2 separate regions of the Homo sapiens genome follow, and region 2 is linked to region 1. The links are chromatin contacts, found by Hi-C or POLR2A ChIA-PET in ENCODE. All regions are on one chromosome and are shown on one strand. The core of a region is the stretch at or near the end of the contact, and the rest is flanking DNA. Distances in the headings are between cores, read along the strand shown.

Region 1 (3,340 bases), core at 415-2,914:
GCAGGAAGGGTCCAGTGTGAAAGCACAATTGAGGCAACCATGTGCACGCCCTCTGAGATGAGGGCCTTGGCTCGTGGGGTGTACTGAACCCCACTTCCAGGGAACAGCAGAACCAGGAAGGTGCTGGCTTCAGACAGCCATGCAATTCCCAACTGTGGGCCAGCCCCAGGGGTTAGGTGTCAGGGGTCCAACAGTGGACAAGACAGACCCTTCCTCGTGGGGCTCGTGCTCTGGATAACTGTGTGAGATGGTGATTAAGCACAAAGGAGAAATGAGGCAGTGAAGGTGGTAAGGTGAGGCGAGGGGGACAATTTTAAGCAGTGTGGTCAAGGAAGACCTCGATGAGAGGGTGATGTTTGGACCGAGGCCTGAAGGGGGTTCGGGAGGAAATCACGTGGGTCTGCGAGGTGAGAGCACGGCAGGCAGAGAGCCTGAGGCAGGAGCATGCCTCACGGGCGGGTGCAAGAAACAGCAAGGACAGCAGGGGGCTGGAGCCAAGGGGACAAGGAGAAAGTGGCAGCAAAAGGAATCACAGAGAGAGAAATGACAGGGACCTGCTTAGTGGTCTCCTAACATCCCCCTGCATTTGTCCTCATCCTCTTCCATTCTGGACTCATAAGAGCAGCCAGTGAGATCCAGAGAAAGCCTGAGTCTACCAAGGTGCACCTCTGAAACTCTTCCAGTGACTCCCCAGTTCACGTAGCGCAGAAGTCAAAGTCCTTACAATAAGCCAATAGAAAGCATCTGGGAGACAGGAAACACTTGGCAGGTGGGGAGAGATGCAGAGTGGCATCTTGAAGTAAGCATCCTGATCTTGGACGGCCCTACAGAAGCTCTGCTTCTGATTTCATAAGGAAAACATTCCCCCAACACCAGTCCTGATCAGGAAGGTTCTTTCCATCTAATAGGAAAAATCAGTCTCAATTACATGGAAATCTATTTCATGTAAATTTGGTAATATGTCAATCACTAGATATTTTTACACACAAGGGATTTTTCCCCACCTTGCTAAATGATTCATCTTAATAATTAGCTGTGTTTCCTTCCTAGCCATGCTATTACAATAGTGTCTTCTGAAATAAAATGAGAGGGATTATTATTAAGGCATTCTTAATAATTTCAGAGGCAGATACATACATTAAAAAATCTTTAAAAGATAAATAAAACATCTTTTTAATAAAATATCTTGTCATTCTTTACTTGTCAGGGAGAATAGCAATCCTATGATTAGGAAAGGAGGCAGGAAAAGTTGGCAGAGGAGATGTCACATCCTGTGGAACAAAGCCTGAGGGAACTGCTAAGTCATTAGGAACCGGCATAGTATACATTTCTATGTGTAGTGACTGAATGCCAAGAAAAACATTGGGAAGTTCCAACAGTCTTTAAATTATTCTCATGAATTTCGTGACTTCATTGTCTAAATTCTTTTACATAAACAGGAGAAATAATGTCTATCTTCACCTAATTTATATGATCTGAATTTAAAGAAATCACAAAAATGATCTTTTATTTCCCAGAAAGTCTTCTCTTGCCTCTTGTTATCTGATTGTCACATCTGAGTGTGCTGGTCATGAGCTTGTCCGTGACCGGCCCCTGGAACAAGAAGCTCCACAATGGTTCTCGCGTGGGCAGCTTTGTTTAAACCCACCCACTACCAAGACGTTTGATGTCTCATTCGGAAAGTTCAAGGGTAAACACTTGTGAGTGACAGCTGATGATTTAAGCCTGAACTCACCAGCAACTGTGAATAAGTTATCAAGCTAATATGTCCTCTGAGTTGAGGTGGTAAATTGTAATTTCACTTTCAAAAAAAATTCCAGCTATTATTTTAAAAAAAGAGAATGATATACAGAAGTGTAACTGTGCACTGTGCCTTTGATTAGCCAGTTTCTGCTCCATTGGCTAGAATAATTTATCCTAGGAAACCAAATGTGCAATCAAAGGATCTTGACATTTCAACTGAAACACGTTATATCTTTCTTTTCCTCAAATGAGAAACTGCCTTCACAGTTTAAGTCAAATAAAACTTCTTCCTGAAATGCCCAGGTATTTAATGTAAGAAGGCTTTTTTGCACATGGAATTTGAATAACAGTCTGTCTTTCACTTTCTATAGACAGAAGGAACCCCGGCTGAGACTGATTCTCAGACAGTTGCTACTGCCACTCCGTGGACAAACTGAGTATCATTAACCCAAGTGGCTACGCATGTGACCTTAGGTATCGCAATAGCAGAGCCATTCTTAAGCAGTAAATGGATGGCTTTTCCCCCCTTTCCTTCTCCATTTCTAATACTTCATCTATCTCTTTTACAGTTAAACAAGACCCAGAAAGCATCTGACTTTCAAGATTTGAGTTTCATGAAAGCTGTTTTTTACTCACCACACTCCCACGATGGCATCTTTTTGAATTTGTTGCAATTTCATACAATATGACTGGATGTAAAAAGTGACGCTGCCCATTCCCCCTGTGACACACAGCGTCTGCGTGGGGAAATCTGTCTGAATTAAGGGATCTACAATCAATGCCACATTGCATTTTACATGCAATATAAACCGTTTGAATATCCATTATTATTATTTTTTTATCTTCCTGCCACACAAAGCAGAGAAAGCAGATGGTAAAAATTCCATCTTCATGGTGAGGGAAAACTCCAGGACTGGTTAGTAATGATAATGAGACTGGGAGCCAGGTCTCCTGGCTTCTGGTCCAGCCTGCCTAGTGCATGTTGAAGAACCAGGGCAATTTAGTGGTCAAGCTTTAATGACCACTGCGGAGGTGAAACCCTGTCTGTACTAAAAATACAAAAAGTTTGCCGGGCATGGTGGCACGTGTCTGTAATCCCAGCTACTCCGGGAGGCTGAGGCAGGAGAATCGCTTGAACTCGGGCGGCGGAGGTTGCAGTGAGCCCAAATCGCACCATTGCACTCCAGCCTGGGTGACAGAGTGAGATTCCATCTCAAAACAAAACAAAACAACCACCGTGGAGTCTTCAATACGCTGCAGGGGAAATAAGCAGAAATTTCAAGGTAGCTCTCCCAAGGGAGATTCTGGGTGATCAGACCAGAGCAGAGGGTCTCAAATGTAAGCACGCCATCAGAGTCACCTGAAGGCTTGAACACACAGATCTCTGGAGCCCATGCCTGGAAGTTTTGATTGAGTAGGTATGGAATAGGGTCTGAGAATCTGCATTTTATGGCAAATTCCAAGGTGATGCTGATGCTCCTGGTCTGAGTCACACTTGGAGAACCAATTGAGTAGAAGATAGAGGAATGTATATCCTATATTCTGACTCCTATTGTTCCCTTATGTCAAAGAAAGTTATGAGTCAGAAACATCATCT
Region 2 (3,340 bases), core at 376-2,875, 140 kb before region 1:
ATATTCTTCCGGGAGATTGAATTAAGAGACTTCTCCTTGGGCTGCTGAAGTTCTAAGAGTAAATATCAGGAGTTGGGATGGCTTATTCCCTACCATGAAAAAAAGTGTTCTGTGAAGACAGAAAAAGCAGCTCATGTGCAGAGAAGAAACAGAGACAAAAGTGTTTCAAGTGTTTGATTTCAATTGTTCTTACGACCTAGCCACATGCCTGCCTTTCCTCAATTTTGGTTGTTCAGTGCTCAATTCCATTAGATGCTTCAGTGTCCTTCCTTTAAATCGATTTTGCCTAAACTGGTTTAAGTTAGATTTCTGTACCCAGTAATGCTATCTAATATATATATATATATGTATATATATGTATTCAATACATAGTAATTATTAAGGATGATAATAGAAATGTGGACTATTTATGATTTTTCTTTAAAGTTACATTGCTCTGATAAATGCTAATGATATTTCATATTATAATCTGAAACTTTAAGGTTCCACAGAGGTTTTCAAAGTATTCCTTGGAGGAAGAGGATCATAGCATGCATCTTGGAACTAGTTTTAACAGTTGTTTTACAGTTGTCTGTCAGAGGTAGTTCTAAAATGTGCTTCATTCTCATACCCAAAGTCAATATGGAAGTCTTCTACAACCTATATGGCAAGTGTTCTCCACTAACATAATTTGTTAAATCCTTTCTAGTGCCTATAAGGTACATAACTTTTTTTTTTTTTTTTAAGTTAGACCAAGGCTTTTTCAATGGATGTGGAGTCCACTGACAGGTGTTCAGTGTACTCTTCCTTGCTCAGACCATACTCACAGTGCATTATCTATAACTTCCATTTTGAGTTTCTGTAGCTGATGTGAGAAATTAGACCCTTAAGAAATAATCTTAGGGCAAAACCCCTAAGGTTTTTACTGTTCACTGTTTGCCTTAGTGTTTCCAATTGTCTCAGCCATACCCAATTCAATAGCACTTCCCTTTTTTCAGTAGTTTGCTTTTATTGATTCTTCAGTTGTGGTAACAAACACAGCTTACCCTTGATAAACATACCCCATCATGGGAGCAAAACTGTGTAGGCTTGTTAGTGGTAAACTACTAGTCAGAATATTTAATGTGCCAAAGTCATCTATTAATTTTACTCAGGAAGCCGAGGATATTGGTTAATCTTGTGAGTCAGTTAAATAAAGATTAAGAATTTTTTGTGTTTTATAATTTTAGGTAACCATTTAGTGGGCATTTAAGTTGTTACTAGCATTTTGCCTCCTACAGTGATTCAATAAATATACTTAATCATTTTATCTGGATATGTAGGCTTTTTTTAAAAAAGCCTTAAAATGGAATTACTGTGTCTAAGGGGATCGTCACTTTTTAATTTTAATACATTTTGGTGAAAGAAATCTTAAATATTTTATTACCTAATTTTCAATGTTTAACTGTAGTAAAATATGATATATAAATTCTTTCTTTCAAAATTAGCCAGTTGTATTTCTCCCTTTTCTTCAAATTGATTTGCAGAGAGGAAAAACTGTGTTCATATGAATCATAAAACACATTAATGGGATTCGAGAGGCATTGAGTCATAGAATTCCAGACATCCCTCACACACAGATGACTCACTTTCTGTGTTGTTGTGCTATGTGTGTGGTTTATCTGGTGCAATAGATGTTTCTCAGTTTGACTAAATCTGATCATATTTAAACACTCTAGGAAGTTTGCTGTGTTAATGAGTAACACTGAAAAGCCTAGGCAAAGTATCCTTTCTTTTAAAAAAATGACTAAATTAGGACACATCTTTGCATGTATTCTGTTACTTTAGTGGTTCTGTGTTAGCTCTTTCAACAATTGTTGAATAATTTCTGTGTAGAGCATTCTGTTTCCTGGGGTGGTATATGTTGGAATAAAAAACAAGGTCTTGTGCTAATTGTGGTGAGAGAAAGAACCCTTAGCTTACTGAACAATTTAACATTATTGGCACTATATCAACCTCCCTTTACTGGAACACCTGTTACTATTTTAAGGACAAAAGCAGCATTAAAATTATAGGAAGAAATGTTTGAAGAGACCAGTGATAATTATATGTTACACACATTTGCCCCCCTGCCCCACCGCCGCCCCCCGCCAGAGAAGATCTTGCTCTGTTGCCCAGGCTGGAGTGCAATGGCATGGTCATAGCTCACAGCAGCCTCAAGCTCCTGGACTCAAGCCATCCTACCTCAGCCTGCCGAGTACCTAGGACTACAGGTGCATGCCACCAGCCCAGCTAATTTATTTACTTATTTATTTTTTTGTAGAGATGAGGTCTCACTATATTGCCCAGGCTGATGTAGAACTCCTGGCCTCAAGTGATCCTCCCACCACAGCCTCCCAAATGTTAAGATACGTCTGTATAATAACATCACATACTACAGCTAAGCCTTTTTTGGATTGCCTGTAGATATTTAATCCTTCTTTTGCCTAGCAAGCAGGTTTTTACTTTAATTCTCAATAGCCCAACTATTTTTTCTTAAAGTAATTAAGGGATTCCTAAACAAGAAAATTATTACAAAATGAAGTATAATTTTTCATTTGTTTAAATCTTGAAAACTGTATTAGTATTCTAATATGGTAAGAGGCCCCCCAAATATACTACCTACTTTAAATAAGTTTATTTATCTTAATAGCATGAAAGTCAGTGATCCAAGCTAGTAAGGCAGCTCTTTTCTGTAGGATTATTTATTCCAGATCTTGTTGCTTGACAGTATGCTAGTATATTGGCCTGCATTTCCATGGTCAAAGGGGCTCAGTTTCACATGTGCCTTCCAGCCTGTGGGAAGCAGGAAACAATTAGCCCCTTTCTAGAGTAGTTTTGTTTTTGTTTTTGTTGTTTTGTTTTGTTTTGTTTTGGTGACAGAGTCTCTCTCTGTCATCCAGGCTGGAGTGCAGTGGCGCCATCTCAGCTCACTGCAAGCTCTGCCTCCCGGGTTCATGCTATTCTCCTGCCTCAGCCTCCCAAGTAGCCAGGACTACAGGCACCCGCCACCACGTGCGGCTTTTTTTTTTTTTTTTTTTTTTTTTTTTTTTTTTTTTTTTTAGTAGAGACTAGGTTTCATTGTGTTAGCCAGGATGGTCTCGATCTCCTGACCTCGTGATCCACCCGCCACCTCAGCCTCCCAAAGTGCTGGGATTACAGGCGTGAGCCACTGTGCCCAGCCTAGAGTAGTTGTCTTTTAAGTTGAAGATGACCTGGAAGTTGTGCCCATTATTAATTTCCACTCACATACCATTGGTCCACACCAAGCAACAACTTCAAGGGAGGCCAGGAATGTATTCTCTCACTGGGTGGCTAAGTGACCAGCTAAAATTTTATTCCT

Evidence for each region. A loop is a pair of places that touch in the nucleus more often than their neighbours do. ChIA-PET counts read pairs that join two places held with the same protein, here RNA polymerase II (POLR2A). Pooled maps may share reads with other maps.
Region 2: a loop to region 1 is called in a map of endothelial cell of umbilical vein, with 9 times the contacts of the local background. The contact joins two enhancer-like sites. A Hi-C loop is called at or near these places in 2 of 168 maps with a recorded cell type or tissue (PC-3 and endothelial cell of umbilical vein), 9 of 37 single-sample maps with no recorded cell type and 15 of 50 pooled maps. POLR2A ChIA-PET finds 5 or more read pairs at or near these places in 6 of 52 experiments (GM12878, MCF 10A, T-cell and 2 more).

The regions. Positions count from the first base shown.
Region 1 is chr3:15,629,160-15,632,499 of GRCh38, reverse strand. The region is part of intron 1 of BTD (biotinidase); the gene reads right to left. Among named protein-coding and RNA genes, the nearest start is that of BTD, 29 kb to the right of the region's middle. Within about 2 kb of position 1,664, at least 12 of the 41 ENCODE cell types and tissues checked have a DNase peak (open chromatin) inside an H3K27ac peak, as active enhancers do; they include PC-3 and endothelial cell of umbilical vein, where a contact is called at or near this core.
Region 2 is chr3:15,767,421-15,770,760 of GRCh38, reverse strand. All of the region lies in intron 2 of ANKRD28 (ankyrin repeat domain 28), which reads left to right. Among named protein-coding and RNA genes, the nearest start is that of ANKRD28, 29 kb to the left of the region's middle. RefSeq lists a silencer at 1,732-1,781. Within about 2 kb of position 1,625, at least 14 of the 41 ENCODE cell types and tissues checked have a DNase peak (open chromatin) inside an H3K27ac peak, as active enhancers do; they include PC-3 and endothelial cell of umbilical vein, where a contact is called at or near this core.